Regions from separate parts of the Homo sapiens genome. Here region 1 is linked to region 2. A link is a contact called in ENCODE POLR2A ChIA-PET data. All regions are on one chromosome and are shown on one strand. Each heading gives the region's core, a stretch centred on a gene start or an enhancer-like site at or near the end of the contact. The rest is flanking DNA. Distances are from core to core; before and after follow the strand shown.

What was found. ChIA-PET counts read pairs that join two places held with the same protein, here RNA polymerase II (POLR2A).
Region 1: POLR2A ChIA-PET joins it to region 2 with 11 read pairs in activated naive CD4-positive, alpha-beta T cell. The contact joins two enhancer-like sites. POLR2A ChIA-PET finds 5 or more read pairs at or near these places in 12 of 52 experiments (A673, CD8-positive, alpha-beta memory T cell, K562 and 7 more).

Annotation. Positions count from the first base shown.
Region 1 is chr1:205,297,324-205,301,851 of GRCh38, reverse strand. No RefSeq gene overlaps it. Among named protein-coding and RNA genes, the nearest start is that of NUAK2, 22 kb to the left of the region's middle. RefSeq lists enhancers at 1-387, 177-471, 388-1,239. Within about 2 kb of position 3,276, at least 6 of the 41 ENCODE cell types and tissues checked have a DNase peak (open chromatin) inside an H3K27ac peak, as active enhancers do.
Region 2 is chr1:205,248,403-205,252,756 of GRCh38, reverse strand. The region is part of intron 2 of TMCC2 (transmembrane and coiled-coil domain family 2); the gene reads right to left. Among named protein-coding and RNA genes, the nearest start is that of TMCC2-AS1, 13 kb to the right of the region's middle. RefSeq lists a silencer at 799-996. Within about 2 kb of position 1,885, at least 12 of the 41 ENCODE cell types and tissues checked have a DNase peak (open chromatin) inside an H3K27ac peak, as active enhancers do.

The DNA.
Region 1 (4,528 bases), core at 2,027-4,526, 48 kb before region 2:
TTCCGGCCTTTGGCACTAAAGTAGAAGTGGATTTGGCAGATTATCCCACCCTGCCCCCACCACCTGCCTCCTTCTCCTCCCACCCCTGCTCCTGTCTGCTTGAGCCCTGCTCCTGCTGCGTAAAGACACCCCCACAGCCTTTATTCTCTCCCTCCTAAGAAATCCCCTTTACTCTGGTGCTGGGCAGCTTTTCCCCCCTCCGTCCTCACTGCCTGACTCCCAGAGAAAGCAAAGAATGCCTGGAATGTCCACCCCCACCGTACGCCAACTCCCTCAGCCCCCTGCAGAGCATTCCCCACACGCCTGCTCCATTGAGAAACTCCCAGGCTCCGAGGGCTGGGGATGAAAGGGAGGATGAGGACAAAGTGCCGGCCAGCAGCCGGCTGGCTCTGGCTTCAGGCAGCCTCCCTCCCCCACCCCGACCCACTCTGGTAGTCACAGGAGGCCTCCAAACGTCCCCAGCTCTGGCTCTGGCCCCACAACACACCTGTCCTGCCGGCTGTCGGTGCCTGCCCAGTGGAGCGCGTTGGACCTCCCCTCCCACACCTGGAGAGCTGAGCTGGCAAAGTCACTAGTCTGCAAAGGAGATGGGGAGGGCAAGGCAACTATGAGGTCAAGATGGGAGAGCAAACAAGACATTGCTTAGGCGACACTGGAGTACTTAGGTCTTAAGTCTCTGAGGTCCTACTCAGTGCTGGAACTCTGGGCTAGACTCTGGGTAAACATGGAAAAAATCCAGGGGGTGGGTTTATCTCCAGAAGCTTAGAGTTCAGCTGTGGGGGTAGCAGTGCTCCTTTATTCATTCCTCTCATGAATCAAGCCCTTTTGTGTGCTAAGCTTAGTAGAAGACAGAGGTAATTGCTGTATCCCTGGTGCAAAAAAAAAAAAAAAAAAAACAGAGATCTTAGCCTCAAGGAGGTTACAGGCTGTGGGTAAGGTAGCATGCAATTCAGTGAGAAATTGTTATTGGTTCAGATCATGTTGAAAGGGAGTTTGGGGACGGCGCGGTGGCTCATGCCTGTAATCCCAGAACTTTGGGAGGCAGAGGTGGGCGGATCACAAGGTCAGGAGATCGAGACCATCACGGCTAACACGGTGAAACCCCGTCTTTACTAAAAATATAAAAAATTAGCCGGGCGCGGGGGCGGGCGCCTGTAGTCCCAGCTACTCAGGAGGCTGAGGCAGGAGAATGGCGTGAACCCAGGAGGCGGAGCTTGCAGTGAGCAGAGATCGCACCACTGCACTCCAGCCTGGTCTCAAAAAAAAAAAAAAAGAAGAAAAAGGGAGTTTGGATGATGGAAAGAATTGCATCTTCGGAGATAATAATAGGGGCTACCATTCACTAAGTGCTTATGGGTCAAGCCCTTTAGGTGTGTTACCTCATGTAATGCTCACGATAGTCTTGTTAGTTCAGTACTATTTCTATCATTCTCATTTTATAAAAGAAATGGAGACTCAAAAACATTAAGTAGGCCAGGCGCAGTGGCTCACATCTGTAATCCCAGCACTTTGGGAGGTCGAGGCAGAAGCATCACTTGTCAGGAGCTCGAGACCAGCCTGGCCAACATGGTGAAATCCTGACTTTACTAAAAATACAAAAAATTAGCCGGTCATGGTGGCGCACTCCTCTAGGCCCAGCTACTCGGGAGGCTGAGGCAGGAAAATCCCTTGAACCTGGGAGGCGATAGTTGCAGTGAGCTGAGATTGTGCCACTGCACTCCAGCCTGGGCAACAGAACAAGACTCTGTCTCAAAAAAAAGGAACTTGATAGCAAATGGAGAAATCAGACCTCAAACCCAGGTTTGGCATCCCACAGACTCACTTGAATGGCATGGTGTTTGGAGAATTGGATAAAAGAATGTAAGTGAAGGAACTATAAATTTATATGCCAGGTTTATTTATAAATATTTATTATATGAGCATCCATTATATGCCAGGTTCTTTTGCAGGCACAAGGAATATGCCAATTTCCCAAGTGCCCTTTCCTAGTCTCCACAAGCCCCAAGAGAAAGCTAAGAAAGAAGAGAGTGAGGCCAGGCGTGGTGGCTCATGCCTGTAATCCCAGCACTTTGGGAGGCCAAGGTGGATGGATCACCTGAGGTCAGGAGTTCGAGACCAGCCTGGCCAACATGGTGAAACCTCGTCTCTACTAAAAATACAAAAAAAATTAGCCAGGCATGGTGGAGCATGTTTGTAGTCCCAGCTGCTTGGGAGCCTGAGGCAGGAGAATTGCTTGAACCCGGGAGGCAGAGGTTGCAGTGAGCCTAGACTGCGCCACTGCACTCCAGCCTGGGTGACAGCAAGACTCAGTCTCAAAAAAAAAAAAAAAAAAAAAAAGAGAGAGAGAGAGAGAGTGAGTGGGAGAAGCAGAAGAGTGTTTTTTTGTTTGTTTGTTTTTTTGAGACAGAGTCTCGCTCTGTCACCCAGGCTGGAGTGCAGTGGTGTGATCTCGGCTCACTGCAAGCTCCGCCTCCCGGGCTCACGCAATTCTCCTGCCTCAGCCTCCCAAGTAGCTGGGACTACAGGCGCCCACCACCACGCCCGGCTAATTTTTTGTATTTTTAGTAGAGACGGGGTTTCACCATGTTAGCCAGGATGATCTCGATATCCTGACCTCATGATCCGCCTGCCTCTGCCTCCCAAAGTGCTGGGATTACAGGCATGAGCCACTGCGCCCGGCGAGAAGCTGAAGGGTGAGGGACAGGACTAGAATTGGAGGGGATGGAGGAGAGGAGGACACAGTGGAGGGAAAGCCTGTACCTAAGGGACGCGCAGGGTGTGGAATGGGGAGGGAGGGAGAGGACACAGCCCTTTCCATCAGTGCTATCTCAGCAGGGGCTGGGGGAGGTGGACTTTCAGGAAAGGAGAGTCCTAACATCTGTGTCCTAACATAACCATTCGGTCCTAACATCTGTGTCCTCCTGCATCTGCTTATGTAACCTCTTCTAAGCCAGGTGGAGGGAAGGGTGGGCAAGGTGAGGGGGTGGATGTGGGGGAAGCCTTCTGGGGAAAGAAAATCTGAGCTGGAAGAGAATGTCTATTTTCTTGGTTCCAAAGAGACCTAGATGAGGGACTGTGGATCCCACCCTGCACAGCCCTTCCCCTCACCTGCCTGGATGCTTCATATCAAAAACATTCCAGAAACCAGGCTCACAGCGATGACGTGGGCCCCCAAGGGAGAAGGCTGAAGCTGCAGGAATATTTAGTGCCACATCAGTGCTTCCGGAATGTGAAGAACCCAGATGATGACGAGGGTTGGGGGAGGTGGGGAAGCAGCTTTGAGAGACAGCAAAGGGCCTTCTGCAACCAGGACCATGAAATCCTGGTAGGAATCCTCTCCCCATCCTCAGCCCTTTCCCGGGGCAAGTCCAGGCAGTCCTCTGTGTAGAGGGAGGGAAACTGCAGCAGCATGTTAGTACCCACCATCAAGATGACCCCTTCACCTCTCCCCCTGCTCCATCCCATCAGCTGCCTTGGGCCCTCCTTGGGCAGATAAAGTGAGAGGGGAGACAGTGATCCAGAGCACTGTTGGGAAGCAACAGTCCTCTGCAAAGCACAGTGCCCACACTCCAGTAGAGCTTCTAGAGGCGGACTTCAGCTCTGCGAGTCAGAATCTGAAGCCCGCTGACTGATAGCCCACACATGTCTTGAGGACAAGGATGGACCCAGGACAAAGGAAGAGTCCTGGGTCTTAGCTGAAGAGTCTGGGCACTTTTAAAGTAGGGGAAGGGGAGTGGGTGGGAATCACATAATAGATGACACGGTTGATCTTCTGGAAAAGAGAATAGATGTACAGGCCATGGCTCAGAGAGCAGGACCAGGACAAGGACCAGGACCAGGACCAGTGAGTGGGGGCTACTGAGACACTAGATTCAGCTTGATAAGGCAACCACCTACATAGGACATTCATGCAGGCCGGGCGCAGTGACTCATGCCTGTAATCTCAGCACTTTGGGAGGCTGAGGCAGGTGGGTCACTTGAGGTCAGGTGTTCGAGACCAGCCTGGCCAACATGATGAAACCCAGTCTCTACTAAAATTACAAAAATTAGCCAGGTGTGGTGGCGTGTGCCTGTAATCCCAGCTATGCAGGAGGCTGAGGCAAGAGAGTCACTTGAAACCAGGATGTGGAGATTGCAGTGAGCCAAGATCACACCACTGCACTCCAGCCATGGGGACAGAGCAAGACTCTGTTTCAAAAAAAAAAAAAAAAAAGTATGATGTTCATTCAGTCATTCAGTCATTCATTCAGTATTTACTGAGTGCCAACAGTGTATACTGTTCCAGGCTCTGGAGATACATCTGTGAACAAAACTGAGATTTTTGTCTTATGGGGCATCCATTCTAGTGGAGAAAGACAAGTATAGTAAATAAGTAAATGATATAGTATATTAAAAGGCCATGGCCAGGCACAGTGGCTCAAGCCTATAGTCCCAGCATTCTGGGAGGTCAAGGCAGGCAGGTCACTTGAGTCCAGGAGTTCCAGACCAGCCTGGGCAACATGGCCAAACCCTGTCTCTACAAAAAAAT
Region 2 (4,354 bases), core at 636-3,135:
GAGCAAAGAACCACGCTAAAAAGTAGCTAAATTTAGTAGCTTAGAATACAAGGTGAGGCCTTAAAAAAATTTCAGGCCCCAAATGTGCTGTGAAAATCTGCCAGTGAGGACTCCTCTTTGAAAGGCTGGCGGCTTCTTTTATGCTCACCAAGCCTGCTTGGAAATGGAGGTTTGGAAAATGGTCATCTTTCAGAGGTTCCCTCCCCAAGTATTCACTTTCAGATCAAGCCAGAAGGTGCATCTTCTTAGAAACCCATGTGACCAAAGAGCTCTGCTAACCCCCAGGGAAATGCGAGAGGAAGGATAATATTCTTCAGCGTGAACAGCAGCAACCCAGGTGGGCATGCTTCCTAGGAATACGTGGAGGAATAGGCACAGCTGTGTGAGCTGGGAAAGCAGACAGATCAGGCCAGAGTGGAGGAAGCTGCAGGGCAGCACCCACATGCACACACCAGGGCACCTTTCAGCTGCTTCCAGGGAGGGAGTATGCCATCTCTCCTGCTGGTCCTCTGCCCATCTAATGCCACAGACACTCCTGTTTAGGTAGTCCTTCTTGGGCACAGACATGAGCCCAGATGTTGGGCAGTGAACAGAACCACTTACATAGGTCACTTTTAGGCAAATCAAAATCTGTACCAGGCAGGTAGGAAAGACGGATGATTTCATGCCTTTATAGTCACTCTCCCTGGAGGAGGTTTTACTGGGAACAGGCCCAAGAGAAAGTGACCCGGAGAGGAAGCCACATCTCCTTTTTGGGCAACTTTTAGGAAGCAGAGCACCCTCTACCCCACCCTATTTGCCAGGAATAATTTGGAATAATTCCTTTCTAAAAGCAGAGGATTGAAACACCGAATTCTGGTGTGCTCCTGCTGACTCAAGGGCTCAGAGCATACCATGAGCTGACGTGACTAAACGAGAAATGTGTGTGAACGCATTCTGCAAACTGTAGCATGCTGTTCAGCTGACTGTTGATGCCAGGAAGGCTTTCAAAAGGACATGAGTGGCACCTCTTGGGGGGCATGCCCATAAGCCATTGAGCCCCTGAGAAGTCAGTGGACAGGCACAGGGCCCAGATTATATTTGGATCTGAAGCTACCTTCTCAGGCAATGAAGAAACCTTATACAATGAAGTTAATGTTACAGAGCACTTGTCTTTCCAGGGCAGGATTCGCCTTTCCAGATGCCCAAAGGAGGCCTCCTGGTCACAGTATCACCTTGGGTCTAATTTAGCTCTTGCTGAGCCTGATGAATTATTCACTAGCTATGGACACTAGCTCAGCTCTAGGGTCCCAGTGGTGGGGTATCTGGAGAACTGTAAGGAAGAGGAAATGGAAAGGAAGAGTGAGAACTCCCAGAATCAGACCTGGAGGGGGATCAAAGAGGACAAAAGCAGCAGCGGGCAGGAGGCCTCTAGGTTGGCCTCTGGAAGATTTGGGAAATGGGCTAGGGGTCCAAGAGCCTGTCCCTGGACAGAGAAGGGAGGTAGGAAAAGGCTGTCCCCAGAAATGACACTCACTTCCCCCAACTCCCTACTGCAGCTCAGGGGAGCTTCTGATTCCCTAGGAGCCTAGAAGGAATGCAATAGGGTGTGTACATTCAGTCATTCAGTTTTACTTCTATTTCAGCGCCCTCTGCTCTGTGGGATATACAGAGAAAGCCCAAAATATGCCTATGAAAAGAAGAGGCAGAAGCAGGGATCAGGTTAATGATGCTGTATATCCATTGCCTCATCTGGCACCCCAGAGGGGACTGGGGTCACGTTTCTCATCTCAGGGATGTGGCAGATCCAGGGAAGAACGTGCTGGGTAGCCGGGGAGACCTGAGCCAACTCCCATGACCCAGCCCACATCATCAGTGCCGGCTCCTTGCCGTCTGGAACCCGATGACAGACAGCTCCTCTTGCTGACTGCTACCAGCTCTGGCATAGGGGTCTGACACCTGAAACCTGAGTGCACCTTCCCCTTGGGCAAGCTTGGAAAGCCCAGGCAGATACCTGGCTGGCCTCTCCCACCTGTGTCTGCAGACAGACAGCTTGTCTCCCACCAAGTTTTGCCTGAGCTTAGGGACAAAGGCGTCAACAAGGCATGACCTTACATCTTGGCTAGGTAACTTGGAAGTTATCTAATTTTGCCCCCTCTATCCTGGTGATTTCTGTACTCCCAGATGCCAGAGCTAATCTGGAGAATACTGGATATTTTCTTTTTTTTCTTTTTCTGAGACGGAGTTTCCCTTTTGTTGCCCAGTCTGGAGTGTAATGGCGCGATCTCAGCTCACTGCAATCTTCACCTCCTAGGTTCAAGCGATTCTCCTGTCTCAGCCTCCCGAGTAGCTGGGATTACAGACGCCCACCACCACGCCCGGCTAGTTTTTGTATTTTTAGTAGAGACGGGGTTTCCTCATGTTGGCCAGGGTGGTCTCGGACGCCTGACCTCAGGTGATACACCCACCTCGGCCTCCCAAAGTGCTGGGATTACAGGCACGAGCCACCGTGCCCGGCCGATATTTTCAATCTAGAAAGAAAGTCAGTGGGTGTTAGTGGGGAAAAGATGCATAAAGGCTAATTCTGGAGGCCAGTTACCTGGTGGCTGATTCTGTCTGAAAAGTCAAGAGGACGCTGCAGCTTATGATCTCTGGTGTCAGAGCTTTAGGTCAGAAACAGAGTCCTCACTATGGGCCCCTCTCCTAATCAGACAGGACCCCTACAAGGCAAGGGCTTCACCTGAACATGAGGAATTCAAATCAGACTAAAGGAAGAAACTTCTCGGATCTCCAGGCACAAGAGGATATACAGCTGTGCTGGGACCCCAAGGCCTCTGGGTAATAGGGGCTTTGAGTCACTGAGACAGGGAGCAGCAATTCATGGCAAATCACACAGCTGCCCTGCCCTGGCCTGGCGAGCCACTGGCAGCACAGGCACGGCCTTGAAAGGCTCCTCTGAGGCTGCTGGTCTGGCTGCCTCTGGCTCTCCCTCTGCCCAAGGGACCTTTCCATGCAGAGAGGAAGAAAGAAGGGCAGAAGAGATGAGATGGGATGGAGGAGGGGAACAGAGGAGGCAGTTGCCCTCCACCACTCCTGGGTGTGAGGAAGGGCAGGCCGGCAGAGGCTGGCGCATGTACCTGCGTGGTGGTGTGCTCAGAAGGTGGATGCATTCGTGTGAACAGGCAGAGTGGCCCGTCTGGGCCCCTTCAGCCTCCCATGCAACCTGGCCTACAAGTTCAGTTATACCAGGGGCCCCCACGGCCGGCTGGCTGAGCGGTCATGTTTGGAAACCTCTCTCAGCAGAGCCCGCCCCACCCACCTCTGAACCAGCAGACTCCCAGACATAAACAAACCAAGGCCCCTGGGCAGCTGCCAAGATCTGTCTTCTTGGCAAGAGCCAGGGGTTGGGGGGGCCCCTCACTCACCATCCTTCAGAGTAAACAGGGGTGCTTATTTATGCTGGGGCAGAGAAGAAATCTTGTTGGATAAATCTGGTGTGGGAGTGGACGGAGAGCACAGGGCATTCAGAGTCTGCTCTCGCTTAGGTGATGGGCTGAACTCCACTGGTTTCCCTGTCTGGAGCCTGGAGATAACACCATGAGGCCACAGGGAAGCATCCAGTCAGGACGTTGTCATCTCTCCACCCTCCTCACTTCACCTGCAGCACGACTGGGGAGATCTTGGCCCTCTCTTCCTTCCTGCCTGCTCTCAAAGTGGGGCCTGTCATAAGAGTCCTCCTGTCCCCAGCACCTCCACAGAGTCTCCTGAAGCTGTCCAGAAGCCCTCCCAGCTCTGCCCCGTGCTGCTTCTCAGCCACACTGCAGGAGGGGAAGGGGTGAGCAGGACACAGTCAGGGGCTGGCTGGCTGTAAATCCAGCACTCCTGTGCTGCGTCCCCTTCCTGACACTCCATGCACAAGCCCAGGGATCAGCTGGGGAGAGGTTCTGAACAAGGAGAGAAGGGATTGATGCCTAACCAGGCCTGGGAGAGATGAGAGAAGGAGAAATACAACCCTCTGACCCTAGGTTTTCCAGGAACTGCTGTTAAAAAAAAAAAAGAAGAGGGAGAAGAGGGTGGGGACCTCATCTGTTTTCTGAGGAGCCAGGTGGCCCAAGGCCATCTCCACTGGACGTATAACCAGTGGTTCCCTTTCTAGTCCCCGGGGCTTGTGCCTCCCAGAGGTTAAGGCAACACATGGATGGAAAACCTGCATTCTCTAATCACCTGCCAATGCCCAAGTGCACCCACAATTGATGACAACTTTTTCCCCACTTTACAAATCTAAGACATAGAGAGCAGTTACTTTTCTGTGTCGCATACATACTAGAAAGCAGAATGGCGAGGCTGAGATGACGATTTTTTTAAAATGGAGATG